Regions from separate parts of the Mus musculus genome. Here regions 2, 3, 4 and 5 are each linked to region 1. Evidence: chromatin loops called from intact Hi-C (ENCODE). Cell type or tissue: left cerebral cortex. All regions are shown on one strand. Links, peaks and the distances in the headings refer to the core of each region. The heading gives the core; the rest is flanking DNA. Region 1 has its middle 11 kb from the start of Tamm41. Region 2 overlaps Syn2 (synapsin II). Region 3 overlaps Gm17733 (predicted gene, 17733). Region 4 holds the start of Syn2 (synapsin II). Region 5 overlaps Syn2 (synapsin II).

Region 1 (6,072 bases), core at 649-4,648:
GCCACTGCAGCCACTGCTTGAGAAGGAGGGAAGGGCATCACACCTGAACAGACAGAGTACCTGAATCCCAAAAATGTCATCACAGCGGCATTCTGATGGCGGCATCAGGGGTTCTATCACAACCAGGAGAGATGGGGAAACAGCTCCTCCCACACAGAGCTGTTCCCAGGACTGCTGATTTCCTAAGTCATCGGCTCTCAGTAGGCTTGTTAACGCACAGAGAGCTGGGCCACCAGAGATGCTGTTTAATAGGCTGGAGGAAACCAGAGAGCATACATCGAACAACCCCCCAGGCAAGGCCTCTGGTGTTGCTGCCTTGAGGACCACATGCTGAGAATACTGCCATCCTGTACTAGTGCAGACCGGGTATGGTCTGTCTGGCTCTGCTCCTGTCTGCCCATCTTCATGTCCACTCATCTACCTCTAACCCCTTTCCCAGGTCCTCACTACCCTCCCTGCCCCCCAAATAAACCCCCTTATGCCAGATCTGTTGTATGGTGTGATTTCTTAGTGGACGCCTAGGCATGGGTCTGCCAGGTACCCCCTTGCTGCATTATATTCCATAACAGAGTTCCAGAACCTCCTGCTTCCCACTGGTCAGACCCCAGCCTCACTGCGATACAGTCTCCCTGGGTGCCCAAGAAGGAAGCCACGTGACCACCAGTGTTCTCCCCACCACATCAGCTCACAGCACTCCCACTGTTCCCTGCTCCTTCTCCTGTTTCTTTCCCTAGGAGAGGGATGGTGACCCAGCCTCAGTTCTACCCAGCCAAGGTCCCTCAGACTAAGATGAACACCTTACCATCAATGCCACCAGGAACCCAGGTTCAAGCCAATCAGTGCCTAGACTTCTCAGCTTTTCTCATTGGTCCAGGGATGGTCATGTGGCTGAATCCCGCCATAGATAATGCAGGAAGGAGTAACCTAGTTACTTGGATGAGGAAGCTTTTGCTTCAGTTGCCACTGGCAATCATCTCTGGTCAACTTGGAGTGTGGCTGGACCTAGAGAAGAGTGGAAAAATGGAACCAAAGCCCTGCTGTCTACTTGAAGTCTAGCTGACCGCTGAATTTATTTTAAGCTTTCAGAGTCCAAATCTGTCATAGGTATCAGGAACTGAGTGGCCATGTCAGTGACTTCTCAAAGCATCAGGGAGAGAACAGAGATCATTTGTTTCCCTGCTCCATGCCTTCCTTACTTCCTGCAGTCTTCTATGGAAGAAGTGATGTCGCCTTCAATAAAGATGGCCAGAGTTGTTGTGGGGCCAGGCTCTTGTACTACCTACAACACTTATGAGAACTGTCAATGCAGAATTCTATATGCAGCAAAACAAAACAAAAATTTTAAATCCCCAGAAATGAAGGCGTTGAGACAGTCTCAGAACAGAACTCATGGCCAGCAGGTCTGGTCTAAAGGAAGTTCTTTGAGCATCTTCTTCCAATAGTAAAAGAAGACAACGACGGAAAGGAATTTAGGATTTAAATAGAAGAGAAACCACAATAAACATATGTGGGAGAGGGAAAAATGTAACAGAATAACAATATTTATTCATAACAAGAATTTTCAGTATCTCAACTTAATAACAAAATAATAATAATAACAATAATAATAATAATAATAATAATAATAATAAACGGAGGTAGCCTGTAGCCTGTCCTTGAAATCACTCAAATGATGAGGGACAGCAGAACAAAAAAAAGGGATGTCCACTTTCCCCATTCCCACTGATGCGGAGGTCAGTGGACACATTGAAACAAGAAAATAAAGGGCTAGAGATGGTTCAGCAGTTAAGAGCACTGCCTGTTTGTTCTTCCTGAGGTATTGAGTTCAATTCCCAACAACCACATGGTGGCTCAGAACCATCTGTAATGGGATCCGGCGCCCTCATCTGATGTGTCCGAAGACAGCAACAGTTTATTCATATACATAAAATAAATAAATCTTAAAAAAGAAAATAAATAAAGATGTTGAATGAAAGAAATTATATTGCTCATAGGTGCAGACAACATGGGTTTCTATGAAGAAACTGAAAGGAATCTCCAAGAACTTATGGAAGTAATAAATAAGTTCAACAGGGTTATAGGTTCTAAGACAAGTATACAAAAATAAAAAAAAATTAAATTGGAGTAAAAAGTCAAAAATGTGTGCTACTTACTAGAGCTCAAAAATCTCTCGGGTATTAATTGAACATACCACGTGTAGAATCTATTAGCTGACGAATACAAATGAGAAGTCCTGCGTCATCTCCAGCAGGTAGAAAGCTGGGGTGCCACAGCTTCCATTCGTACAAGAAAAGGTTAGGCAGCTTGAAAAACACTGCTTTCCCTGAACTGAGGCAAAGAGCTCCTGCTCCCTGAGATCAGGACACACAAACAAATCCAGAGACGCGCACACAAGAGCTACTTCCCTGAAATAGAAGATTCTGGAATCGGGGGACTGTTACCATCATGCTAAACAGTAACTTTGATAAACTGCTGAAGAGCTTGGACTCACACGTGAGTGAGGGACCCCGGGGGACACAGTCTCAGAGTCGGTTAGTTCCGTGAAACTCACCAGACATAGTTGTGAGCCTAAAACATTCTTGTCCTGGTTTGAGAAGAGGAAAAGGGAATCAACCACCGTGGAAGAGATCAGAACATCTTCTGCTTTGAAGTACCACACCCCAGGGTCTTTCAGAGTCCAGGTCCACCTGCAAAAAGGGCATTTCCCTGACTCTGGCGCCCCCTAGCTTTCCTGCATCAAGCCTTGTCCTAGGGTCTAAGAGGCTGGGATTTGACCATTTAATCCCCTCCCTGTATTTCCTGGCTTGCCAGCAGTGCCCAAGGGCAGTAAACAGATGATAGTCACAAAGGCCGGAAAGACAGACTCAGTCTGACAGGGAATAGCTGGGAATGACCAAAGACAGAGAAAGGACTTTAGAGGCATGAGAAGCTGCAGTACAAGCCACCTTAGCAAACATTTAAAAGCCTACCCGTCCAGGTCAGCATGGAAACCACACGCTAAAGAACTACATACTTAGCACATGGAAGACATACTTAGCACATGGAAGACATACTTGGCACATGGAAGACATACGCAGGTGGATCTCTGTGAGTTCAAGGCCAGTCTGGTCTACACAGTGAGTTCAAGCAGCTAAGGCTATGTGGTGATACTCCACCTTATGAAAGAAAGAAAGAAAGAAAGGAAAGAAAGAAAGAAAGAAAGAAAGAAAGAAAGAAAGAAAGAAAGAAAGAAAGAAAGGAAAGAAAGAAAGAAAGAAAGAAAGAAAGAAAGAAAGAAAGAAAGAGGAAAAGAGGGAAAGGGAAAGGAAGGAAGGAAGGAAAGGAAGGAAGGAAGGAAGGAAGGAAGGAAGGAAGGAAGGAAGGAAGGAAGGAAGGAAAAGACATACTTCAGCTTCCATTTTCTGATACTCTTGTGCCACTTTCAGCAAAATATTACAAGGTTTGCTAAAAAGCAAGAGGAAGTATCAGTCTATGGGCTGGGGGCAGGCATGGCTCTGTGAGTGAAGCATCACTGCCTGAGCAAAGACCTCAATTTAAATCCCCCAAACCCAGGAGAAGCTAAGGTCTGGTGGTGTGCCCATATTCCCAGGGCTCCTGTGGTGAGATGGGGCGTAGAGAGAGGGGAATCCCTGGAAGTTTTGCCAGCTATTTGGTGTATGCAGTGACCAAGAAGAGAGCCTGGCTTAAACAAAGTCAAAGGCACACACATAGATACCTGAGCTGTATTCCTATGCCGTGGCATATTCACTCTCTCTCTCTCTCTCTCTCTCTCTCTCTCTCTCTCTCTCTCTCTCTCTCTCTCTCTCTCTCTCTGACACACACACACACACACACACGAGTGAGTGAGCAAAAGGGGGGTGGGATAGAAAGAAGGGAGGGAGGGAGGGGGAGAGAGAGAGAGGATACAGACTCCGAGATATCTCAGATGTGGCACAGATGGTGGAATTGCCACATAAGAAACTTAAACTGCTTATCATTCATGTGCCAAGGGATTTAGCAGCTTCATGCAGGAAGTGGATCATATAAGTGCAGTGGTAGAAATTCTGAGAATCAAAAGATAGTCTGAGAAAAATATTTAATGCAGCAAGCAAACAAAGGAAAAAAGGAGATGCTTCTGATGGGGCATTGTGGATGTGACTAAGAAAAGTCTCCAGCCTGAACACAAGTCAATAGAAATACCCAAGACTAAAGTGCAAGGAGGAAATGGAAGTGGAGGGAATAGAATGGGGGTGGGGGTGGGGAGGAAAAGAGACAGAGCACAAGGGGAGGACCTGGAAGATCTGTGTACTCACTGGGGAGGACCTGGAGCATCCGTGCACTCACAAGCATGTCCTCCTCCATCTTGATGTGTTCATTGACCCAGACACTCATCAGATACACTCTATCAGAGGCTTTTTTAAAAAATGTATTTATTTTTAATTTTATGTGCATTGGTGTTTTGTCTGCATAAATGTATATCCGTGTGAGGGTATTTGATCCCCTGGAGCTGGAGTTACAGTTGTGAGTTGCCGTATGGGTACCGGGAATTGAACACAGGTCAGGAACAGGCAGTGCTCTTAACCACTGACTCATCTCTCCTGCCTCCTCTGTGAGAGTTTTAATAGTACTTGCTCTCCAGCCTCTATGTCGCCTTTGTAGATCTAGCCCAGATGATGGGGCTGAGAGTTCCAACCCTCAATCATCTGGTCTTTCCTGTGACCAGCCCAATTCAGAGTCTATCCAATGAGTCTCCTCAGCTGTGGTGAACAAGAGGCTCTTCTGTTTTATTTTGGTGTGTGTGTGTGTGTGTGTGTGTCTGTGTGTCTGTGTGTGTGTGTTATGTATGCCTGGTTTCAGTGTGCAGTGCATATGTGTATGTGTAGATATACATATATGTACATATATATGGAAGCCTGAAGTTGACATCAGGTGTCTACCTTGGATCACTCTTTGTTTTTTATGGAAGCAGAGTCTCTCACCGAAGCCAGAGCTCCCTGATTCTGGATAGTTTAGCTAGTGATCATAAAGGGCTCTTTCTGAAAGATGCTTAAATCTCTCAGAAAATTCCAAAAATAGTGAAAGATGCTTAACTCTCTCAGAAAATTCCAAAGATTTTAGGAATGCTGTGCTAGAAATCAAAGATAAAGGGTAAATTGACTTACCCTACAGGGTGCATTGGTTGTAGGATATCTTCTCTATTCCTCTGACCATGAAGAGGCCCTAGTGATGTCCAAAGCAGTAAGATGCCAATTGAAAGACTCACAAACACAGTCTACAAAATTAGTGGGATTTTACATATGAGTATTGATGAAAAAGGACAAGAGGCATTGTTTTGGATGGGGCTCCCAAATAGGCCAAAGCTAAAAATGAAGTTACTTGTGCTAAAGACACCCATCACCAATTGTTTACTGACCTAAGAAGACAGAAAAGAAAGATAACAACCAACTCCCCAAACATGGCAGCTCCAACTGCCGTAACAAAATCCCCTCTGCCTTACCTGCCACACAGAAATGGGACCTGAAGTTACCTAGTGTTACCCCATCAATTACCTGCCTATTGTTCTCTCTCCCTGTCCCTGCCAGACCCAGAACTGGTTTTGAAATGACCAGTGTACATTAGTTAGTTCTTATGTCTGCTTTGTTCACGTCCTTCTCTGTCTGTAAAGTTTACCCCAATTGGTTCAGGGACACAGTGACCCTGTGTTATAGAATGAAGTATTACCCAATGCTAGGATGAAACAATAAAGCTGATTAAGAACTTTACAACAGCCTCATGTTATTTTGTTCTCTAAGGACAGTAATTAATGCATCTGGAAGCTGCCCAGTTTCTCTCACAGCCACAGACTGCTCAGGGCCTTCAGGGGAAAGAAGTCAGGTGATAAAAAGCAATCAGAGAGAGAGAGGGGGAGACAGGAGGAAGCCAAGCCTTAGAAACTGCAAAGTGATACCTGTTCCATTTTTCTCGTGAAAATTCTCAGTGCTTACTGACACTGTAATACTCGGAGACTCTGTGACAAAGTCAACCAGTTTTCCTCTATTTACCCCAGAATTTGCAAATTTCATTTGACTTTGAAATGTTTTCCAAATTGTCAGT
Region 2 (6,072 bases), core at 943-4,942, 180 kb before region 1:
GATGCTGAACATTTTTTCAGGTGCTTCGCAGCCATTCGGTATTCCTCAGCTGAGAATTCTTTGTTTAGCTCTGAGCCCCATTTTTTAATGGGGTTATTTGATTTTCTGGAGTTCACCTTCTTGAGTTCTTTATATATATTGGATATTAGTCCTCTATCTGATTTAGGATAGGTAAAGATCCTTTCCCAATCTGTTGGTGGACTTTTTGTCTTATTGACAGTGTCTTTTGCCTTACAGAAGCTTTGCAATTTTATGAGGTCCCATTTGTCGATTCTCGATCTTACAGCACAAGCCATTGCTGTTCTATTCAGGAATTTTCCCCCTGTGCCCACTCCTCCATTGTTGATGGGATTGCAGGCTTGTACAACCACTCTGGAAATCAGTCTGGCGGTTCCTCAGAAAATTGGACATAGTACTGCCGGAGGATCCAGCAATACCTCTCCTGGGCACATATCCAGAAGATGCCCCAACTGGTAAGAAGGACACATGCTCCACTATCTTCATAGCAGCCTTATTTATAATAGCCAGAAGCTGGAAAGAACCCAGATGCCCCTCAACAGAGGAATGGATATAGAAAATGTGGTACATCTACACAATGGAGTACTACTCAGCTATTAAAAAGAATGAATTTATGAAATTCCTAGGCAAATGGATGGACCTGGAGGGCATCATCCTGAGTGAGGTAACACATTCACAAAGGAACTCACACAATATGTACTCACTGATAAGTGGATATTAGCCCCAAACCTAGGATTCCTAAGATATAAGATACAATTTGCTAAACACATGAAACTCAAGAAGAATGAAGACTGAAGTGTGGACACTATGCCCCTCCTTAGAATTAGGAACAAAACACCCATGGAAGGAGTTACAGAGACAAAGTTTTGAGCTGAGATGAAAGGATGGACCATGTAGAGACTGCCATATCCAGGGATCCACCCCATAATCAGCATCCAAACGCTGACACCATTGCATACACTAGCAAGATTTTATCGAAAGGACCCAGATGTAGCTGTCTCTTGTGAGACTATGCCGGGGCCTAGCAAACACAGAAGTGGATGCTCACAGTCAGCTAATGGATGGATCACAGGGCTCCCAATGGAGGAGCTAGAGAAAGTACCCAAGGAGCTAAAGGGATCTGCAACCCTATAGGTGGAACAACATTATGAACTAACCAGTACCCCGGAGCTCTTGACTCTAGCTGCATATGTATCAAAAGATGGCCTAGTCGGCCATCACTGGAAAGAGAGGCCCATTGGACACACAAACGTTATATGCCCCAGTACAGGGGAACGCCAGGGCCAAAAAGGGGGAGTGGGTGGGTAGGGGAGTGGGGGTGGGTGGGTATGGGGGACTTTTGGTATAGCATTGGAAATGTAAATGAGCTAAATACCTAATAAAAAATGGAAAAAAAAAAAAGAAATGGAATCTGATGGAAGTGTTTTGGGAGCTCTGAAACTCTATGGAAATGTGAATTACAGTTAGACAACAGCAGATATTGTTTATATTAATGTAACCAATGTGATTTCCTCATCTTCTGGACTATTACCATATGCGTTGTCTGCTCATGACACTTGGCTCAATGCAGGATCATCTAATACCACCTTTCAAAGGCAGTTGTCTAATAGTTGGATGCCTGCCCCACGGATACACTATCACTTCAGACCATCCCTTGTATAAATCCTGGATTTTCCAGAATCTTTCAGATTTAAAATATTTACTCCGTTCTGTTGTGTGACTGCATGTTCTGAACTTAGGACTGTACAATTATAATCACTATGTCTTAAATGTCCAAATTCTTCATCCATCTCTCAGTTAGAGGGCTCACAATCAGGAACTGCTTGGTCACTGAAGATGGTAGGAGTTCTGGTTTGTGGACAGCTAACATAGAAAACCAGAAGCCATTGTCACAACAAAAAGGACCCAGTCTGTCTCTGAAGGCCTACATGTCTCTCCTCATGTGCCAGTGCCAGACTATCAGGTTCTTTTGCCCATACCCTTGCACACAGGAAAACATGCTTTCAAACTCTATCTATAGGGGCCAAAAAGTAGCCTAATCTAAATCCTCCCCAAATGACTGACATTTGCACAAGAACCAAATTTCAAGCTGAACCGAACTGCTAATGAGGCATGGGTAGGCTCCAGAAGGCTCATAGAAAATCTCCTAGAGCTTTAGAAATAGCCAAGGATTTAATAGATGCCTAGCACTTGTCTAGACATTTATCTCCAACCAAGTGCTTGTTTCTGCTTCTCAGTGACTTGTTCTTTTGAAAAACTGGAAATACAGGATTCCTGTTTACACACACACACACACACACACACAGAGAGAGAGAGAGAGAGAGAGAGAGAGAGAGAGAGAGAGAGAGAGAGAGAGAGAGAGAAGAGGAAAGAAAGGTAAAATCCAGTCTGTGGGCCTGATCTGCTGAGTTTGTGAGTTCCTGCTGCCACCTACTGGAGAGTTGTGCCTTGCAGTTTTAGCTTACTGCTTGGTGACTCCCACAATCGCTATTCCTCCTGACTGTGGGGTGGGCCTTGCGAGCTTGAGGGTGCACTTCTTGCCTGACATGATCATGGTCCTGGGGCTCTATCCCTAGTACAACAAAAGAGTAGCACTAGGATTTTGTTGTTGTTTTAAATATTTCCTTCTTTCTTTAATTTTATTTATTGTAAGGCTGGGGTTGGGGTAGGGGGTCACATGTCCACAGCCTGCATGAGCAGGTCAGCGGTCTGTCATCCAGGTGAGTCAGTTCTGTCCTTCCTCCTTGGATTTTGAGGATCTGACTTTTGTCATCAAGTCTGATGGCAAGCACCTTTACCCACCGAGACATTAATTGTTTCTTCTAAAACACACACATCTGTAGAGAGCTCTCCCTAGAGAAATAACACTTTGCAATACACATACACACACACACACACACACAGATGCAAAAACAGTCATAGGGTGGGGCGTGGTGGCATGTCAGTAAATTCAGCAAGAACTTGCTAAGTAGCCAGAGGTAAGTGCGGGTGGGAGTGGTGGGGTGTTAGCAGTTGTCGGGTAGACAAAAACATCTACAGAAGACCAATATCAATGGGTGACTGCTAAGGTTCCTTACAGGTCTTAAGATTTAAAACTAACAATCACATTTCCACTTTTCAGTCTTCTCTTTACAAATATTTAAAATTTAAAGCACATAATCACAACAACTACATAAAAACAAAAGGTTCATATAACTCAGAAAGCTTTCTCAGACTTCCAGGCACATAAATGAGTTTCCTTTCACGGGTTAATGAGGAAACATAAACAACCATACAAAATGGTGGTGCAGGAAATAAGCAACAGAAGCACAAACAGGCACCATGGAAACTCAAATCAAAGAGCAGTTCCGGTTCCTCCATTAGAGAAGTAGGGATGAGCCTGGATGGGAAACCTCGGGAAGACACAGACTGAAGAACTGTGGAGGCAAAGGCGTGAGGAAGGCTCCAGATACTGCAGGAATGAATACAGCTCACTTTGGCTTAGCAGAGGAATGGACCCTCGTACATCAGGCGGAGTATGTGAAACTTAAGGGCCAGCTAAGATTGTGTGTGTGTGTGTGTGTGTGTGTGTGTGTGTGTGTGTGTGTATGTGTGTGTATGTGAGAGAGAGAGAGAGAGAGAGAGAGAGAGAGAGAGAGAGAGAGAGAGCGCAGCATACACAGCACTGAAAGAAGCCAGAAAGGAAGTTGAATGCTCAGCAGATGTGGCAGTTGTGAACAGCCTGATGTGGGTGCTGGGAACTGAAGTTCCACCCTCTGCAAGAGTAACAAGTACTCTTAACTACTGAGCCATTTCTCCAACCCCCAATTAAATATAAATATTATATGTATTGTATTATACTATATTATATATATTTATTCTTACTGCAGAAAATGTTAGCCTCAAAACTCACCACTGTTTTGTCAGGTCAGGCCTTCACATAGTTGTTCCTGGGACTATGGCTTAAGGTTGTTGGCTTATTGCTTGTTGGTAGACAGTGGCTGAGATAGCTCAGGCTGGCCTTGAACTCTTGATCTTCCTGCCTCTACTGAGTGCCAAGATATGACATTGGCACTGAAAACCAGGACTTAATGAAAGAAAGGGACACAGAACTCCACTGCAAATGTCCTGGAACAGAGACCACAAGTGAACCATAAGATAGTCAGGCTGGGCCTTATGTCAGTGAAGAGATTATTAACTCAAATTTGGATTTGGATAGAATGAATTTCTTTCAGTATATGGGAAAGTGCCTGTTGTGGGCATTTGATTTAGGAATAAGAAATTAAGAACAGGAAGACACTGGCATAGGCCTGAGTAAATGCAATGTTTGGGGGTTGGTTTTGTATCATTCATTCTGTGAGTCATTGGATCAAACACAGCAAGGATGGCACTGTTTAGATAGAGCAAGTGGACTGACAGCTTAGTCAACATTCATATAAATGATTTGGAAGAGAGTGCACGGGGAAACTGCCAAGTTTGCAGATGGCATTCAGTGTTCTCAGGGATTAAAATGCCAAGCTGATTAGGGGTAAACTGAACGAAGATGTGCACGTGGGCAGAAAAGTGGCAGAGGAGTTTTAATGTGACTAAGTGTAAGAAAACACATTTGGGGGGGGGGAGTCTCAGAATATTATTAACCACTGTTCAACCACAACCTGGTAAAGTAGCCCTAATGGCAGAAAATTATTCCCTCAAGATAATTCTGAGATGTCCTAGCAATAACAAAAAGACTGAGAGAAAAATGAAAAACTAATGCTATCAACAGCGAGCGTATTGGGAAGTCAGTACAGAAGGCTTCTCACTGCCCCACTCTGTCTTCTCAAGCTGTGGGATTTAGTGATACAGTGTACTATGCCTTGTATTCTATACCATCAACACTACGCAGGTAGATATAAAGAGAAAACCAGAATCCAATGCAATAGCTATGGTTTTAGGAAACTACAGTAGTAATCCTTCTTCAAACTGAAGGCCTGAGGATGGAGGGAGGAGAAAGACTGGATGGCTACACGTCACCCACCCTAACCTAAATTCATCCCCACGATATTTAGAGCCTCCTACAGCAAAGCCACCCAGATGTTACTGATTATATGGGGGAAATGAGTCTGAAATGAATTAACTGGCTTGCTTAAAATTATTAGTTGTGGGTGTCACAAGTTAACAAAATCAAAGGCTCTTTTGACGATCATGTTTAGAGCCGGGGCATCTCTGTCTGACAGGCTGTGTGCTACACATTTTTGTATATCCATTGCCTGTTCTACTGCTTGGCATAAAGCAAACACTCAGGAAATGTTTACAAAGTTATTGAATTGGCTTCAGATAAACACATGGATATTAATACCAGAGAGGGCAACCCGGCTCAACCTGACAGAGCTCTGAGCTTAAAAGCAACTGAGGATCTGCACTTAGTCCTTTTTTCCTGAGTTTATTCAATTCCTTCAAGTGATCTTCAGGAGGGTGTCAAGCCTGAGCTAGCAGATGAGACCCCTTAAGGAAAACATCAACTCCAAAGCTCTGAAAATAATGAATTTCCTAGTAAGCACTCAGTTGTGACTTCAGTTGGGAACAAATCAGTTTTCCTGAGCAGATTTTTCTGAAGATATCTATTTTGGGGAATAGTTAAATGATGCGGCCTTACAAGATAACAAGATTATCAAAATTAGGGGAAAAACCTCTCTGTGACTCGGGAGAGCACGTGATGGGAAGATTGGATGCATTTGCTTGTAATTATAGTGGAGCCACAGAACAGAATGCTTTGGAGTCATGGGACAGATTCTCTTTCCATGACTGGCTTACACAATTAAGCCAGTAATTTTCAAAAGATAGGGATGCATTTAATGTAAGATAAACAGGGCCCCTGACATTGAGAAACTCCAGGTTTGCCTCCCATGGAGGGTTACAAACCACACCAACAGTCACTGCCACTGTAGGCCACATTTCTATCCTTCAACAGCAATCTAGACACCAAGAACTGCCCTCCACCGTGACCCTACCACTTTATTTCAAACTCATGCCTGGCTGAGGGAACTAGGAGAATGCACCCTTCTCTTCGGGGGCTTGTGCGGGACACGCTTCTGT
Region 3 (6,072 bases), core at 1,142-5,141, 76 kb before region 1:
GAGCAAAATGTTGTTGCTGGGTTTCTAAACATGGAAGTTGGCTTGAACCACATTTTTAACTCTTGTTCACTTCCCAGGTCCAAGAAGCCCATTCAGACTCATCTGCTCTAAAGAGAAATGGAAATGTTTGGGATTCTGGTGTCGTGCACCCTTGACCTGCTCTGTCACTAAATCATGGGCTTTACAGTCCTCCACAGGCTGCTGAGGACTCTCAGTTCATATGTAAACAGGAAGAGATAGCATCTATCTGGAAGACGTGACCAAAGAGGACAGTTGAAAATGGCAAAGCTCTACCAGAAGAGATAGCGTGGTTTCTTTCCACACTGTTGTGTGGTGTTTGGAGCACCTCCTGAGAATCTATGGTGTCCACTGAGGTGGGCCTTCTTGCCATTGCTGCTCTGGGTCCCAGCACTTCTTTTTTTTCTACTTCTGAATAGTCAGGACTGCTATACCCCAGCATCCAGTCAAGGTGGATACATAAGCTGGGCCAATGTGCCACAATTAGAAAGCACAGAACTCTAAGTCAAGTCCTAAATCATGTTAGCTCATCTCTTTGCCCAGATCCCCTTCAGCCTCAGTTTCCTCAGCCATGAAAGAATGTGACAATTGTTATAACTTCCTTGAAAGGCTACTGAGAAGCCTGAGATTGAGTGAGTGCATTTTATAAGCTGTAAAGCGCTGTGCAAATGTTAGCTATTGATATTTCTCACTCTAGTGGATCACAGAGCTTGCCAGCAAAAGTAAATTACCAAAAAAAGGAGGAAAAAAAATCTTCCCACACATAATTATCTCAGCGTTAAACACTAGAGAGAACTCAGGCAGGTGTGTGGGGTGTAAGGTCGTCCCTCTCGGTGACTCTCAGGTTTAGTCATACCTGCTAAAATAAATGCAGCAACCACTTTGACTGATGGTTTCTACCTTCTGGGTGACCTTGAACAAGGCCACCTCCCTCCATCCCTCCCTCCTTCCCTCCCTCTTCCATTTTCTAGTGTGGAAAATATGGGTGAGGGAGCTGAGCCAGGTGATCCCCAAGGTCTGATGATGTAAGTAAGATTCTCTGGGTGGAGTCTCACAGGCAAACAAAACCTGATGTCAGCAGACTGTGCAAGGAAATACAGGCAAGGGCGGGGCCTGGAGAGCAAACACTGAACAGGTGGTTCTGGCGAGCAAGAGAAAAAGCACAGGCAACAAGGGGTTTGGGTCCAAGTTCATTCTGACTTTAAGGGAGTCAGAGATGGTCCCCCTGCCAAATCTCTGTTTATTGGGACCTAATGATAACTATAATTAGATACTGACTTCATGCCAGAAATTGCCCATGTCCTATCTCATTTCATCCGCCACAAGGGAAATGTTAGATTTTCCTTTTTTGCCGATAAAGCAGTTGAGAATCAGAGAAGTCACACCGGCTAATGTTAGCTCTTAGAACTAAAATGAAGCAGATCTGGCTGGCTGCAAAGCCCATGAGATTCTGCATTAGGCTATACTGACAGGCCCCTAAGAAAGGTGCCATCCATCAGCAGCTTGGCAAATGAATGAGCTTATTGGAAACCATAGCTGAAATAACATGCCTTCCTGGAGTCTTATTGTAAGCTTCTCTGACACCTCTTATTACCCAGAGTCTTGCAGACATATCAGGTTTCATGTAGCAAGAATCCCCATGAAAACCCCCCTTCCATGAAACCAGCTAGATTCAAGCAAAAAAATCTAACTAAAGAAACACTCCTCCCCTTTCCTCTCCCTCCCCTCCCCCTCCCCTATCCTTTCCCTCCCCCTTCTCCTCCTTCTAGCATACCCCATTCTTATTTTCACTGAGGGAAGACCACAGCTCCCCAAAGAGCAGCTCTGGCCTCTTGCAAGATGCTGGTGTGTTGGCTGTTGCCATGGTGATAGAGGAGCATCTCTGTCATGCACACATGAGCAGCACAGAGTGTGTTTCCTCTGCCTGGGAAATTCAGAGGATTTATCAGCAGTTGCTTCCAGCAGCATCTTCACACTACTTCAAGGATGAGTGAACATGCAGCCCTTCTACTTAGAATTCACCCCACACCAGAAGCAAGACTAAGCTTTCCTCACAGGGTCTGTGTCTAAAGCAACCCCCTCCCTCTACTGCTGAGACAGTTCCCGGTTTAATGGAGGAGGTACCTTCCAGGTGATAGGGAAAGGAGCTGTTGGGTTTACAGAGTAAACAGAAGGTCCTTGGTTTCCTAAGCTTTCTTGGCTAATACCAGTTATGTGCTAATTAGAGCTTCCGAGTCAGACCCATGTGGGTTTGTCACTTGCCTCAGTCACTTATTAGCAAGTAGTATAATACCACTTCTTTATTAAAACTCTTTATCTATAGAGTTAATTAATATTTGCAAAGCTTTTTTTTTAATTAAACGAGATTTCACATAAATAGTATCCAATATCAAGTCTGGCATATGGCAGGAACATATTCATGATAGAAATTATTTTAAAGAAAGTCTAGAGGTGTGGCACACACAGCAGAGTGCATGACTCATGGGTGTAAAGCCACGGGTTAAATGCCCACTGCTGTATAAACCAGGCAGCAAATGTCTATAACCCCAGGACTCAGAAGATAAAGCCAGAGAGTCAAAAGTTCAAGGTCATCTTTCATGACACAGTGAGTTCAAGGACTGCCTAGAATACATGAGACCCTGTCTCAAAAACAAAAAAACTTAGAAATTATTCTAAAGGAAGTAACTTAATGACACATATGTTCTAACTTTGAGACAGTCGATTTTTGAAGCCTTGGATCATCACTTGATGGACAAATAGCTATGTAGTATTTTCTTTTAAGTTTAAAAAAAATAAGAAGAAGAAGGAGAGATTGGAGCAACCTGAGATTCTGTAGATATTTTCATTTGAAAACATGGTTACAACATCTCTGATGGCAACCTAAGGGTTTGAACTAAAAGGAAAAGAAAAAGGTCCTGTGTTTGGTTATATCACATGTCAAGCTAATGCCACCTTCACTAACCACCATCTGTGTGCTAAGCAAGATGACAGACAGTGCTATGTGTTTGCTAGTCATTTAATCCAGGCAAGAACAGTTTTAAGGTAGGCATCATTTTTCAAATGAGCAGTATAAGTATATAAGTAATCTGCTAGTACGTTGCAAAATAAAAACAAACAACAGTGTATCTGTACAATGAAAAGAAATTTCCCTCCAGTGTCAATCCATGGCAGCACATTATGTGAGTACCTACATGGCTGTCCTCAAAGAAAGGCTCCTTAGCACCAAGGCCAGCTTGGAGCAGATGGCCCCATTCTTTTATTGAAAAACATCCAGCTTCAGGGATCTGAGACAACAGTCATATTCCAAGCTCTCACACTTGACTGCTGTCTTTGTGAGTAGGATTCTGCCCAACAAGCCTGTCTGCACTTTCTTTTCCTTCTTTCTTTACCCTGTGCCTTATCTGCCAGCAAGCATGACATGACAGAGGATTCAAGACATCTGATCAGCTTATCTGCTCCTCATTCCTGATCAGGAATAAGTCCATATTCCTATTTACTGGTTTTTCTCTTCTCCCTGCACTGCTGGTGTCAAAAGCATGTCTTTTTCTCATCTCCAAAATAGCATCTGGTCCATTTGAAGCAGGCTAGCAATAGGCTGTCTGCCAGCACCCTCATTTCTTGGCGGAGAGAAGGCATTCCCCATCCAATTATCTAAAAGTCTCCTCGCCTGATGATTCAGCCAACCTCTCCATCATGAGCCAGACCTGGGTAGCCTAAAGTCACCTTGAACAGATCAATAGTGATGAGTGTTTTGTATATGAACTTGAATTCTTATTTCAGTTCTACTAGGTAGGAGTCTCATTCTCATTTAAGCAGATGAGGAAATGGAGGCTCACAAGAGATTTTCCCCAAGGTCACACTGCCTGTCACAAAGAAGATGAGATTTAAACTTAAATTTCAAATTGACAAACTTTTTTAAAAAAATCATTTATTATCCTGTGTCTATGATGTAGGGGGTAGCATGAGTCAGTTTTCTCCTTCCACCTTTACATTTTGTTCTAGGAATCAAATTCAGGTCATCAAACTTTCATGGGCACGCACTTTACCCTCTAAACCATCTCACTGGCCCTAAATTCCCAACTTCACAAGGAAGAACTGAACATTCACTGAACCCTTGCTTTTCCTCTAGGCTATAGTGAATGGTTAGAAAGTCCTGTGGATTACAGAATATGGCTGTCCAGAGCAGCTACCCCTGTGTAATCTGTAGTGTGTCTCTAAGCCTTCATCTTGGCTTGGAACATACTTCTTCGTGCCTTGAAGCATGGTGCAGTTGGACAGCCACAGGTTTTGTGGTAAATACAGGTGTTTTGGAATCTTGGTGTGTCGTTTTCATGCTTCTGATCTCAGATAATTTATTCAACCCCTCTGAACTTCTCTCCGTATAATAGGGCTACCTACCTCACAGTGTAGTCCTGAGGATTCAAGCTCAAAGTCCTTTTGTGGTTCCCTGGTGGTTAGTAGGCACTCACTAGTATGTCCAGCCCTAACAACTGCTGTCCACCCACCATCAACTGCTGGGAAGCTCTCTGACTATGCTTCCCTCCCCTATGCCCTGACATTTTTTTAATATCTTTAGTTGAACTCATCATACAGCATTGTTCCAAGTGGGTCATGTTTTCTCCACTCTCCCACCTTCCTTAGTCTAGAATTTTTTTCCAAGGACAAAGATTCTTTTCATCTCTAAGTCTTGAATGCCTAGCCCTTAGCCATGTGGGAGGAAGGAACGGAGGAAAAGAAGGGAAGAGAAAGAAAATGAAACCAAGACTCAAAACTGTTTATGAAACACTGCAGCAAAAACACACCCTAGCTCTGTATCCAGGCAAGCAGGAGAAGCACTTGGTCTTCTCCCAGCCTCCTTTGCAAATGCTTCCCAATTCCCCCATTGACAAGAGCCCACAAGACTGGAATATCAATGACTGCCTGAATAGGAAGTCTCAGAAGAGCCCCGCACCCAGGGAGCAGACAGACAAGTGATGAGTGGCAAGGCACAGCTGCAGAAAGGAAAATTCCGTCTGCTAGCCAATGGGGACAGACCGCAGCCCCAGGCCTGGTAACGGTACGTGTGGTGTGACTGTGCCTGAGCTCCTCCCACCTCCAGCAAGTGTAGCTGCAGCCCCAGCAACAGCTCAGCCTGGCAGGTGATGAAGGCGGCTACAGACTCAGAAGGAAAGCAGGTGGTTGGCTGAGGCAGTACGGAGCTGCAGCTTGGAGACCTGAGAGTTAGACAGAAGTGCCAGGCATGAGGAGGGGAAGATCTTTCCCCTGGCTCCCCAGACAGTGACTGCCCACCACGATACATTTAAAGCCTCTTTTTGTTTGTTTATTTGTTTGTTTGGTTGGTTGGTTGGTTAGTTGGTTGGTTTGGCTTGGCTTGGTTTTTTTTATGACATGGTTTCTCTGTGTGGTCCTAGATGTCCTGGAACCCACTCTGTAGACTATGCGGATCTTGAACGCCAAGATTTACCTGTTTCTGCCTCCCTAGTGCTGGGCTTACACGTCCTCCCACTTAAGGGTTGTTTGTTTGTTTGTTTGTTTTTTGTCCATTTTAATCGCATCCTCCACAGAGGCTAAAGCCACTTGCTAGCAATGCATTCATGATTTTCCTTTCGGCCTTCCTAGCTCACCCTCCAGCTCCCTGTCTGTCACACACACACCCTTTGTGGATACTGTTTCCCTGCCACTTAAGATGCCCCCTAGGCATTGTGACTGGGCCAGTTTCCCTAAAGCAGATCACAAGACTGGGATTTGAGTGCAGGTAATCTATTAAATGTGCCATCCAAAGAGGCCCCAGTTGAGGTCTGAGAAGGTGTGAGCATGAGCACCTTTGGGCAAATGGCAGCCAGTTCCCCTCAAGGAGCCTCGTAGATACAGGAGGACGTATTTGGGGGATAGGCCACTAAAGAGATTTAAATTTTCAGGCATATATTCACCAAACTCCATTCAAGATGGTTAAGTGCTGCTCCTGGCAGCACTAACTCCGTTCTGAACAATACCCAGACACAGCTCTGCACTAGAGCAAGAACTGAACTAGGCAATTACAGCGTACTGGTACCA
Region 4 (6,072 bases), core at 959-4,958, 86 kb before region 1:
GCACAGAACTACCATCAAGTTGCAGACTCAAACTCGGCTTAAGAGTTTTAATAAATCAATGTTATTACTCCAGAGAAATCCATAAGGCAGTTGAGAGTCAGCCCGCAGAAAAGTGAATCCTATTACTTCCATCAGAAATCCAGTCTCCAGGGCAAAGCAGATTCTCCGGTTTATACCAGGCACTCTTCCTAGAAAATAATCCTATCCAAGGAGAATTTCAAATCTCAACTCTCTCATTTCTAAATAAACAAATTCTCTGAGTCTCCCCATACTTGTAGGAACACTTATCTACCTATCTGTGGGTATCTAAGTAGCAATTAGAACCAAGAAAATAGCTTCAGTGGGGTAGAGGACCGGGACAAAGCTCACAAGAATCAGATTCTAGCCCAGAAAAATGAAATGTTAATGTTAGTCTTGTACCTATTTCCTAGCTGTTCTTTATGATTCTTTTTTAAAATATTCACCAATAACTCTTAATGTCACTAATTTCTGAAATAGTCTTAATAACTCTAGATTCCTTTGTTAACTGTCTCAGGTATCTTTGTGTCACCCTAATTAGTGTGAGTTTTCCAAAAGGCCCCCAGCATTGTCTAACCCCTAAAAGGAAGTGTATTATTACTGTGTATCACAGTAACATTCTAACAGTGAGACAATACAGAAGGATGGCAGCAATGAAACCAAGCAGTTTAACCTAAAGTTAAGATGCCACTGGACCATTTGTTAGCTGAATGGCTGTAAGCTCACCACTTACCTTTTCTAAGTCCCTGTTTTCTGAAGACCCAATAGAATACCACATTAGGAGTCCCTCCTTACCAGAGAATCTGACATACAATGGATGCTTGCATAGAGCTTGCCTCCCTTCCCTTCCCTTCCTCCTGAGCAAACACTTGTTGATTTGAACTGCCAGTGATTCTTCCAGGAGACTGCCAGTGGCACTACTGTCGTACTTTCCCACATTACCTTCCTGTTATTCCCCATTACCTTTCCCAGTTCCTGATAAAGGTCTTTTCTACTCTACTATCTTGAAAAATAAGGGCCAACCACACAACCCACCCAGAGGAAATGATTCCAGCATGGTAACAGCAGGAAGCCCTACAGCTCCAGGTAACATGTCACTTCCACCAGTTCATCCCAGCACCCCCTCTCTCCCTCTCTCCCTCTCTCTCTCTCTCTCTCTTTCTCTCTCCTCTCTCTTTCTCTCTCCCTCCCTCCCTCCCTCCCTCCAAGTCTCTCAGTGAAGGAATGGCAGAGAAAGCACAACAGGAAAGCAGCTACAAGAGAAATAAACAGCTCTGGGGTCCCTGTGTCTTCCTCTTGGGAAGAATTCTCAGGTGCAGGCACCAATCAACCTCATCCCCTTAGGAAAAGGAAAACAAAAATTGCTCCCTCACATTCCAAAGGAAAAAACACCTAAGGCTCTGGCCTTTTCATGGTTCCATACCCACCAGTCAGCCCACCATCCACCATCGCTTAAGTCAGCGTCCTACTGCATCAAAGGAACCACTCTGAAGCTCTTAATTAGTCTTCAGTGGACCTCATTCATGTGTTTCTCAACTAAACCTAACACCTTCCCCAATCATCCCCATTCCCTATAGCTCTTTTTAAAAGAAGAAAAAGAAAAGAAAGAAAGAAAAGAAAAGCATTCTTGAAGTTTCCCCTTTACTGCATTAAGGCCAATCATTTTATTTGTGCCCTTTAACAATATGTAATGTTTTTACTTAGGTCTTCATCATCCAGCTGAAAAAGCCACCATCGTTTACACACAAACACAGGAGCACGCATGCTCGCATGCACGCACGCACGCGCACACACACACACACACACACACACACACACACACGCACACACACACACGGAGGGAGGGAAGGAGGGAGGGAGGGAGGGAGGGAGGGAGGGAGAGAAGGGAAGAGAGAGAACAAAATTTTTAAAACATATATCCCCTCCCTGTTGCATATATATAATAATCTCATTATTTTTAAACAGATGTCAATCACACTCTGAGACACCTGTGATCTAACCCACCTTGATATCAATACAGGTACAGGTTTAAAACAAAACAAACAAACAATAACAACAACAAAAACACCTATCCAACTTAAATACTAATATCCACTCCCAACTCATTCCAAACCTTGCAGACTAGAATCTTTTTTGGTGTCCTTTATTTTGATGGCCATCTGGGTCCATTTTCACCTTAGCTTGTATGCGTCTAAACTGTTAAGCCTGCCCCCCCCCCACCATAAGTATTTGTGTTTTGTTTTTGTTTTTTATTAGTTCTTTGAGGATGTTGTACAACCTGTTTTGATCATCTTCACCCTCCCTCCCCCAGCTCTTTCCAGATCCATCCCTCCTTCTCTTCCTTCCCAACTTTGTGGTGTCCCCACCACCACTGTCACAGCCAATATGTGCTGCCCAAATATTCTTGGCTGTGTGGCCTTCCTTTAGAGCGTGGTCGACTTATCACTATTTTTAAGCTCCATTGGTGCTTAATGAAGTAGCTTGCTCTGCCACCGGCCTGGAGGCCACCGAGTCCTTTACCTTAGGACCCATGTCTCTGGGAGGTCAACGCCTGCCCTCGCCCCTCCCACACACAGACACCTGCTCGTCCCCGGTGCTCTCCCGGGTGACCTCGAGGGTCCATCTTCACACCCTGCCCCCGGCGGACCCCGCAGGGGCCTACCAGTCGGTGTGCGGCTCGTCGACCACCAGCAGCACCTTGGCCTTCCTGGAAGCGGCCGAAGGTGCGGGCGCGTCCACCAGGCCGGCGGAGGCGGCCGTCTGCTTCACCGCTTGCGACAGCGAGCTGAAGAAGCTGCTGCCCACCGACGGCGTCGGCGCGGGCTGCGGCGCCGGCTGCGGCGCGGGTGCCTGGGCGGGTGGCGGCCTGCGCTCGGGACCGGGCGAGGCAGCTGAGGTGGCCGCCGACGCCGTAGCGGCACCGGGGCCAGGGGCAGGAGGGGGCTGCTGCGGCTCCGGGCGCTGAAGGTCAGTCATGTAGCCATTGGGCAGGTTGGCGATGAAGCTGCTGTCCGACAGCCGGCGCCTCAGGAAGTTCATCATCTGGCTTGAGGGGCTGAGGGCGCTCGAGGCGGCGGGCCAAGCGGCGCGGGGAGGACGGCGCGGGGACACCGAAGGTGGTCCGCGTCTCCGGGAGCCCAGCAGACAGCCGCGGCGCTCTGGGTCTGGGGAGCGAGCCTGTTAGCGAGGGAGCAGTGGGCGGTGCCGAGGGCGTGACTACTTCTGTCTCCGCCCCTCTCCGCAGAGCCTGCTCCGCCCCCGCCTACTCGCGCGTCCCCCGCCTTTTCAGGCTCTGGCGCAAAGAGAAGGGAGAGTGTCCCCTCCCGCCACCTGAGCGTGACTGTGTGGGAACCAGGAGCTCTCGCAGTGTGGAGGGAAGGAAAGCCGAGAGTCTCCCACCATCATCACCTTCGTGGTTTCAAGAGGAGAGTCGTGTCCCAGTTCCAGACGAAGACACCATCCTAATACCATCTAGTTAGAAGAGAGGTGTCAGCTTCCCTACCCTGAGGTGAGAGAAAAGAGCTACACCTGCCCCTCCACCCGCTCTGGCGTGTGTGTGCGCGCGCACACACACCCAGGACCACCATTCAGTGAGCAAAGCGAAGCATTTCCTTTCCTGAAGCTCAGGAAAATGATGCCAAAGTCCCCAACTTTCAGATGAGAAGGAATGGACTAATCTGTTGCTGCTAATGCGCACCTTGTATGCTGAGACCTGAATGAATGAATGGATGGATGGATGGATGAATGAATGAATGAATGAATGAATGAATAAAAGCTGCCTACCCGTGCTGAATGGGAAAAACCTCTCCCTGACCCAAAAGGTGGGAGTCCAGACCACAATGAAGTAGAGGGCTACCTCACCCTCCTTGAGGAAGAAGGAACCTAAGCAGACCCTCTCCACACTGCCCTGGAGGACATTAGGAGGCAATTTCTGTGCCCCACTTAATAGTGCACAATTCTCTCCCTGACCAGAGAGAGAGAGAGCACGCGCGCGCGCAAGAGAGCCCGAGAAGACTGAAAATGTCTTTTCAGGATCCCTCAGACAGATAGCCAAGGCTACCCCCTCAATTTGCTTCCCTGACATACATTGTTCCCCAGTGTTGTAGGGCGACCTAGTCCCCTAACTGACCATCTCCATGAAGGTTTATCTGACTACCAACTTCTCTGTGCACTCTCTAAATTTTGTGTGCTCTTTGAACCTTTGTTTTGATCTGTCTTCAGGTATATTAGTCCCCTACATTTGTATCTGGACAAAATGTAGCAGATGTACTTGACAGGCAGACCACCTGGAGTGATGCACGACTTTGGGCAAATTACTCCCTTGAACCTTTTTCTTCCACAGCTAATAAAAACAGATAGCACTTTTCAAAGCTGCTGGAGTAAATGAGAACATGTAGGTAAAGCGTCTGGTACGCAGTAGATAAGCCAGTAGTGGGGCCTAAGTCCTTATTCTTATTTCTCAGTAGTATTAGCTAGTCTGAATGGAATCAGTGAGGGTCTTGACACTAATGTTAGCAGGGTGTTCCTGTTTTGTATATCCCAGTTGGTTCTCAGGTCTAAGCCAATAGCATCAGAGAGGCCTGCAGCCAATTGTGAAAATAACCAATAAAATTAGAAAGCAACCCTTGTCTCAGGTAAACTCACAACTAAGAGCTAAGGACTCATAACTAGAGACAACAATTACCCACAATGAGATGTGAGAAATTCTGTAAATCAGTTGGATAAGGTGGTTTAGGAGCAACAAAGGCACAGGATTCATTCACCGCTGAGGCTCAGGAAAGGCTGCTCAGAGGAAGTAATGTTTAAGATGGGTCTTGAGACGTGTGGTAAAAGTTAACAGAACTGGTGAGAAGGCTCTGTAGTTTGGAACACTTGTTACTCCTCCAGAAGAGCCAAGTTTGGTTCCCAACACCCAGGTCAAGTGACCTATGATGACCTGTAACCACAGCTCCAGGGAATATGGCACCCTCATCTGGCCTGCAAGGGCACCCACACACACATGTCAGAACACTTACACAGATACACTATCTTAGTTACTGTTCTGTTGCTGTGAAGAGACACCATGACCAAGACAACTTATCAAAGAAAGCGTCTGATTGGGGGCTTGCTTAGTTTCAGAGGATTAGTCCATTATCATCATGGCTGAAATCATGGCTAGTGGCAGGCAGGTGGACATGGAACTGAGAGAGACAGAGACAGAGACTGGGCTAGCATGGACTTTTGAAACCTCAAAGTCCACTCCCAGTGTCACCTCCTCCAACAAGGCCTTTTAGTCCTTTTCAAACAGTTCCACTAACTGGGGCCTGAGCTTTCAAACATATGGGCCAATGAGAGCCATTCTCATTCAAACTACTACTACTACTACTACTACTACTACTACTACTACTACTACTACTACACCACACACACACACACAAGTAGAAAAAAAAAATCTTTTTTTTTTTTTGAGTATGTACCCATAGAGAAGTAAAGGAAGCATTCAGGCAGAGAAACGGATGCTTGTGAACTCATGGCTCTTCCAGAATGGGCTGTTTCGTGTGCTGACTTTGTCAGATCTCCTGCAGACATTATAATAAAGTATTCTAGTGACTAGGATGTGAGCTTTTCAAATATAGAACTGAATCTTAGTCATCTTTGGACCCCCAACATCCAGTGTATTACCTTCCATATAGTAAGGATTTAACTGTTTTAGAATTGAACTGTATCCTTACATAATTTAGTTCTTTCCTACTGAAGAATAAAACTTATATCACCGATAACCAAATAAACATAATTTATCACACTTTCCTTCCTGAAATTCTTAAAAGTATTTTTTTTTTAAGAAAAATCAAAGAAATCTTTTCCAATGTTTCTCTATTGGCAGGATTTCAGAGGCTCTTTATGTCTTAGGGTTACTATTACTATGATGAAACACCACAACCAAACAACTTGGGGTGGAAAAGGGTTTATTCAGCTTAGGCATCTACATCACAATTCACCATCAAGGGAAGTAAGGATAGGAACTCAAGCAGGAACCTGGAGGCAGCAAATGATGGCAAAGAAAGCTGCTTACTG
Region 5 (6,072 bases), core at 1,361-5,360, 190 kb before region 1:
GCATCCTTCATTGCCCTTCTCATCCATCAATTCTTCAGTTTGCTCTGACTATCCAACCTGACCCTCACCCTTTCCTTTACTCTACAATTCCTCCTCCTTCCCTGGACCTTCAGCCCTACCTGCCCACCTGGATCTGCGGGCTTCCATTTCTGCCCAGGTTTCTAAGGCTCTCCAGCATCCCCAGGGAGCTGATGCCAGTTCTGCCTAAAGACCTCTGTCCTGCTGCAGCCCACACTCTGGCTTGGCACCAAGACGTGGGGCCCTATCTTCCCTATGTGTGGGTGAGTTACACAGACAACCACACAGATGCCAGGAAGGCCTCCGGCAGACTCCCAGGGCCCTGGGACAGCCAAGACTAAAATGACAGCCAGTTCCCAGGCTTTAGTTGGGTCTCTGAGAGCTCACTCTACCCTCCCCAACTCCATTCCCTGTCTGATTAATGTACTGGGTTTGGCATCAAACCTCTAACTCCTTGGAAACTTAGATTAAGTCGCAAGTACACAGTTACCAATTAAACAAAGGTAATATCTGATAAGGGCTATTTCCTCTATGCCGACCAAAAAAAAAAAAAAAAAAAAGAATCTGAGAGCTGGTGTGTTGTTGGCAGTGAATAGAAGGATGCTTCTTTAAACCACTTATCTAATGACTCAAGGCAGAATTCATTGAAGAAATGGGGTTTCAGGCTCTATTTGAATAATATGTTTTCTCTCTCTTTCTTAGACTTTAAATGCTTTAGTTTAACCCAGGTCCATCAATCTCCAAGGTACCCAGAATACACCTGGAGCAATCAGGGATGGTGGCATTCTTGCTTTCTCTGAATGGTGTTTTCACTGGCAGAACTATTTCTTCTGAAAAGCCATGGCTGGCCTGGACAGTCTGGGGTACAGCAGAGTCATTACTCAGAGTCATTCCAGTGCAGAGCACAGCTCTCTCTAGCCCGCCTCACATCAAGAGCACCGACACTAAGAAGTTTAGGAAATGTGAGCCAGTGTTATATCAGAGGGGCATTCCACTCACTGTCATTAAATGTGTCCACGTCCACTGACAAGCTGAGAACAACATGTAAAATGTCATTTGTGTGGCAGCTGCTTAGTGAGACTACAGGAAGAACTTGGTATGTGGCCAACAAGCCCTGTTGTTCCCATGCAAGGCCAAAGGCAATGTGCTGGGACTGTGAATGGGTGAGAATGTGACCCCTCACCAGATCCCAGGTCTCATGAGGGAGGGATATCTTTGTTCCTCCCTTCTCTAGCCTCTGCCACAGTTTAGGAAAAGAAGCACTGGATCATTTTGTTTGGGAGGTCTCAATATCAGGGAACTATAATAATCATATTGGCAAAGTAATGGCATATATAGGATTAATTACATTGTGTAGACAAATGAGATGGTTTGTCACAGGGTTACATCATTAAATCACTCAGTTAAAGCTGATTCCAGCAGCATCACCCTGTGTAGCTATGAGAGAACCAAATTATGACAGGAAGTGGGGATGGGGTGGGTTAGAGCATATTTCAGGAGGAAGGTCACGTAACTGAGGAGAAATGGGCAGATCCCAGAAAAATATTTGATAGATACCTCATTGTGTTTTCTGAGATAGGCAGCACTCAAGTCACACCACTCTTTTAGCCCGTCTTTGCAGAACAGTAGGATTCCAGATGTCACAGGCCACACACAGGCAAAAGCTGCAAGTGAGCTCAGGAAGCTCTCAGACCTTGTCCACACCTCTTCCTCCTACACTGGAAGCTCTCAGACCTTGTCCACACCTCTTCCTCCTACACTGGAAGCTCTCAGACCTTGTCCACACCTCTTCCTCCTACACTGGAAGCTCTCAGACCTTGTCCACACCTCTTCCTCCTACACTGGAAGGTCTCTCTGGCAGCCAGAGAACAGGAAAGCTGCCCATTTGAGTGTAAAAAGACAGCAACGTCAAGAACAGAATCAGTGGGCCTGAGTGATTATAGAACACCCCTCCAGCTCCCAGAGTGAAGAGGTGTAAGGCTCTGAAACGTCACAATAAGCCTGGTGAACATTGGCAATCTAGTGTGTGTGAAATTTGATTTTTGAAAAACAAGAAGATGAAGAGGATACGATTAGAGGCGAGCATTTCCTTCCGTGAGGCCAGCCTGGGGCAGCAGAGCTAGCGAGGGAGTACCCAGGCATCCCGGTCCCTCATGCCTCATTCTGTCAATACTTTCTCAGCCTAATCATTTCCACAGCCCTCCAAGGTTTCTAGACTGACTGTGGAGGAGGGAATCAAGCCAGCTCTTCTTCACGTTGTGTGACAGGCAGTGCAACTTACAGAAATCTTGGCTCTGTAAGTTTGGCAAGTGACTTGATCCTTCCTGGGTCTTATTTCTCTGTACAAAGTGAAAATAATAATACCTCCCTGGTAAGCTTATCATGAAGATTAAATGAAATTACGTAGAATATCTTCAGAAGGTGGCACCATACAGAAAGAGGTTTTATGCTCCTCGCTTTCTTTTTCTCTCCCATGGTGGGTTAGGACTTGACTACCTCAAAGGAAACTTCCAGCTCACATTTACTGTCTGATTCATGCAAGTAGGTTGTTAAAACATAGGTAGAACTATCTCTAACATGAGTTGAATTTCTCTACTGGTGTTAGGCCTTTCCAATAGTTTACCCATTTTAAGAGGCAGGCAGTGTTACAACTGTAGCTCCTGATCAAGGAAAGACCTATATACATAAAGGGTTTTCATCACAGGATTTCTGCACAGCATGGTAGAAAAGTCAAAGGTCTGCTCTGCAGCAAAATCACACAGTCCATGACATCTGGTAATACGCTACTGTGATGGCCTGCCCCATCCAGACTCCCAGCTGACAAGCCTCTCGGATCTTCTCAGTCCGTGCTACTATTGGAGTGCTGGAGGTACTCTGGGGACATGCTTACCACCCACGGCTTGTCACAGAAGTTGTAAATAGACTCCAGAGAGTTGATGCTGGGGAGGCCTGCGTACTGCATGCCAATGACCAGGTGGCGGAAGTCTTCATTCTCTGCCATGCCAAATGCATGCTGTCGGATGAGCACAAAGTCTGGTCTGAAGGACCTGGTAAGAATACAGAGTCAAGTTTCCATTAACTAGCACCTCAAGTAACACATTTTCAAAGCCGAAGACAGAGAAGAGATGTCAGTGACCACCTAGTCCATGACCCATTAGTATTCCTTTCTGCATGTACCCATCCAGAACTATCACTACACTTTCCAAAGACCTGAGGACTATGCGTCTGAATCTCTCCCATTCCTTTAGACTAAATGCTATCTTTTCCTAGCATACAAATATGTGAAGGAGGTCCCCACACCTTAAGTGAAAGGGATTTCTCTCTGTCCTCATAGGGTAAGCATGGAAGTCTGAAGTGCCTGTGGTTCCAGAGCTGTGCTCCAATCAGGTCCTGGAAGACCACACTACTACCAGATCTCTGGCCTTAATGTCCTGTTCAATTTCTTAAAGCTGTTCCTTAAAATAGGCAATGCCCTCATCAGGCCCCAGGAGAGCAAGGAGCTAGGCTGGCTGAGGGCAGATGCCAAACTTCCCAATGTTATTCTTCCAAAACGGACGCTAGGGAGGGGTGCAAATATTTTTCGCAGAACTGAGGTTGAGCAACGGGGCTGCAGGAAACACTGAGAGGACGGAATGTTCCCATGCATGGGAAAGCTCTCCTGGTTTCACCTCTAGCCAGCAAAGCTCCTAGCTATAGCTGCTTTAGAAGACTAGGTTGCCTGTCTTCATGCCCTAGTGTCAGAGACCTTCCCAGAGAGGCAGTTTGAGGCAGCATCTGCCCCCAAGGCTCTGCAGCTCAGCATTTGACACCATGTACAATGACCTACCTGGTCCTCTGCCCAGGCTCCCATCCAATCCCCACCTACAGATCCAACCCAACCCAACTCAGAGATTGGCTCTAGTAGTGAGGGTTAAAGCGCTTTCCTCAGTCATTCAGAAACTTATTACCAAGATGGTATAACATCTGCTTAGGGTATTCTGACCTGATATGAGGCCTCAATACCCCTAATCAGGTCTTTCCTGTTGAACACTGAAGCCCAGCTGCATCCCTGACAGCAAATCCCAACCCTTTATTCCAGTTATGAGAATCGTTCGAGTTCCCTGTTGGCACCTGCCCTGGAGTCCTGCTGCTGTTCCTTCTGTCACCACCTGCTTGTGTGTGCATCTCTATGATGCATTACCTGCCTGGGTATGCATCTCCACAACATGTTCAACCCATGTCTCTCTGTTGTGGATCTACCTAAGTTTACCTCAAATCTGAATGGGCAGCTGCTTTACCTGTGTTCTTCTTCAGAATCCAGAATGGGCAGGCCCACTTTTCTACTGTTAGGTCTCAGACATACCCAGTCTGGTCTTTCCTGCCACTGACCCGGATTCTAGACTCCTAGGGGTCCAGGGTCTTGTGACTAAGGTGAGGTAAGAATGTTATTCTCTCCTAAAACTTGGAACTTATTTCTGAAAACCTAAAGTGATATTAAGCTTCTGGACAAACGGAAACCATTTCTCCCATCTGTAATTCTCATCCCCTCCAGAAAGCACCTCTCAGACCAGGGTGCTCATGCCAGCACCTGGTGTGGGGTGCTCAGGACCTGGTCATTTTCTTCCACCTACAATGTCTACTTCAATAGTAGATTTTCCTGTCAGACACATGAGTTGTTGGGAATGAGAAATAAAGACAGGATACAGAGATGAGCATCAAAAGAACAAGCTTTCAGTGCCGGACTTTGCTATCAACTCTGAAGAATCTAAGCAAATCAGCATAAATAGGAAAGTCAAGTGCTTTAAAATATTTTAAAAAGCAACAGGACCTGGTTTTCCAGGGATACCATTTGGAGAGATAAAGGCACAAACCAACCCTGACTTGAGGGTAGGTAACAGCCCTAAGAATCCAGTTACCTCTAAGTGAGTCTGTGAAACTTAAGGTTGCTCTCTACAATGCTAGACTAAGCTGCCTTTTCTAGCACTTCCATGTAACATATAGTGCAACTATCTCAAGTTGACTTGAAACCACCACATCAAGACAGAGGAGACAGCAACCCCAAGAACAGAAAGGCTCTTACCGGACAACCTTTGTGCCATTCCGAAGTACCTGCATGTCCACGGCGTAGGTTCCATCTGCATGGGCCACCAGGTTAAGCTCTGAGAATTCTGCCTGGAGAGTGACAGTACACAGTGAGTCTCAGTCCTGCACACAGCAGCAGCCATAGACCAAGCATCTATTTAGTTTCTCTGTTTTTCATATCCATTAGATTTCACCCACTACTCAAGGAAACCCTTTGAGTCAGGTACTAGAGAGAACCCTCCCCATCTATCAAAGGAGAAAATGGCAGCGTTACATGGCTTTTCTGAACAAACAGAACCTCTCACTGTGTCTTCTGATTCCCAGCTCAGCATCCCCTGCACCTCTCTGCAGAGACAGAATGTGACCAGGACAAGCATCTTCTTTCTTAGTCTCTGCTTGAAGTCCTGGGTTCTGGGTTAGGCTGCTGGGTTTCTGTCTCCCCTGTTCCTGACAGCATGTCAAACCCAGCATTGCCTTGCCTGGGTTTCTGGTTCTTCAGTCTACAACATATGGGTAGGTTTGTTTGTTTGTTTTTGTTTGTTGTTTTTTTTAATCAATCCAGACTATCTAACAAGTTGTTTTAAGAATGGAATACAGTCTGGGCATGGTGGTGTACTCCTTTAATCCTTGCTTTCTGGAATCAGAAGGTAGGCTGATCTTTGCAAGTCTAAATCAAGTTCCAAAACAGCCAGGGCCACTTAGAGAGATAATGTTGCAAAAATAAACAAATAACAGTAGTAATAGTATCCTATTATTCTGTAAATTCTAACACAGAGAGAAGGAAAAACTTGTTATTACTTAGAAAATATGTTATTTAAGCAGGCCATCTCCTCCCCACAAAGAACCTAATTTTCTATTACATGGAGCAAGAGGCAGAGGAAGGTAAACAAACAAACAAATAAACAAACAAACAGCCTTTCAAGCTCCCTGTAAAAACAATGGATTCCCTCTGAAGTGTACCCCTAGGGTCAAAGTAGGCAGACAATGAACCTA

Evidence for each region. Hi-C counts contacts between places; a loop is a spot of excess contacts. Peaks named below come from ENCODE experiments on the same cell type or tissue, not always from the same donor. Only the 100,000 strongest peaks of a DNase experiment are listed, where the experiment ranks them.
Region 2: a loop joins it to region 1, with 4 times the contacts of the local background. A loop is called at or near these places in 4 of 42 quality-filtered maps.
Region 3: it touches region 1 in a loop (2.7-fold over the local background); 3 of 42 quality-filtered maps call a loop at or near these places.
Region 4: it touches region 1 in a loop (4-fold over the local background); 3 of 42 quality-filtered maps call a loop at or near these places.
Region 5: it touches region 1 in a loop (2.6-fold over the local background); 4 of 42 quality-filtered maps call a loop at or near these places.

Annotation. Positions count from the first base shown.
Region 1 is chr6:115,045,882-115,051,953 of GRCm38, reverse strand. No RefSeq gene overlaps it. Among named protein-coding and RNA genes, the nearest start is that of Tamm41, 11 kb to the right of the region's middle. In left cerebral cortex, for the core only: CTCF peaks have their summits at 1,885 and 2,736; DNase peaks (open chromatin) are centred at 2,735 and 3,949.
Region 2 is chr6:115,224,105-115,230,176 of GRCm38, reverse strand. All of the region lies in intron 1 of Syn2 (synapsin II), which reads right to left. Among named protein-coding and RNA genes, the nearest start is that of Timp4, 25 kb to the left of the region's middle. In left cerebral cortex, for the core only: a CTCF peak has its summit at 2,475 (motif pointing left); DNase peaks (open chromatin) are centred at 2,458 and 4,456; H3K27ac peaks cover 323 bases.
Region 3 is chr6:115,122,432-115,128,503 of GRCm38, reverse strand. Gm17733 (predicted gene, 17733) reads left to right here. Exons shown (of 2, transcript NR_132436.1): 2 at 78-904. Among named protein-coding and RNA genes, the nearest start is that of Gm17733, 9.4 kb to the left of the region's middle. In left cerebral cortex, for the core only: no CTCF peak of the experiment used is centred there; DNase peaks (open chromatin) are centred at 1,917, 3,333, 3,601, 5,034 and 2 more places; H3K4me3 peaks cover 372 bases; H3K27ac peaks cover 4,000 bases.
Region 4 is chr6:115,132,069-115,138,140 of GRCm38, reverse strand. Syn2 (synapsin II) reads right to left here and starts at 3,239. Exons shown (of 13, transcript NM_001111015.1): 1 at 2,681-3,239. The coding sequence starts at 3,060. It overlaps Gm17733 (predicted gene, 17733), which reads left to right and starts at 3,306. Exons shown (of 2, transcript NR_132436.1): 1 at 3,306-3,526. In left cerebral cortex, for the core only: no CTCF peak of the experiment used is centred there; DNase peaks (open chromatin) are centred at 2,574, 2,856 and 3,264; H3K4me3 peaks cover 2,860 bases; H3K27ac peaks cover 1,990 bases.
Region 5 is chr6:115,236,352-115,242,423 of GRCm38, reverse strand. It overlaps Syn2 (synapsin II), which reads right to left. Exons shown (of 13, transcript NM_001111015.1): 3 at 5,078-5,169; 4 at 2,909-3,065. Among named protein-coding and RNA genes, the nearest start is that of Timp4, 13 kb to the left of the region's middle. In left cerebral cortex, for the core only: no CTCF peak of the experiment used is centred there; DNase peaks (open chromatin) are centred at 1,939, 2,228 and 2,934; H3K27ac peaks cover 275 bases.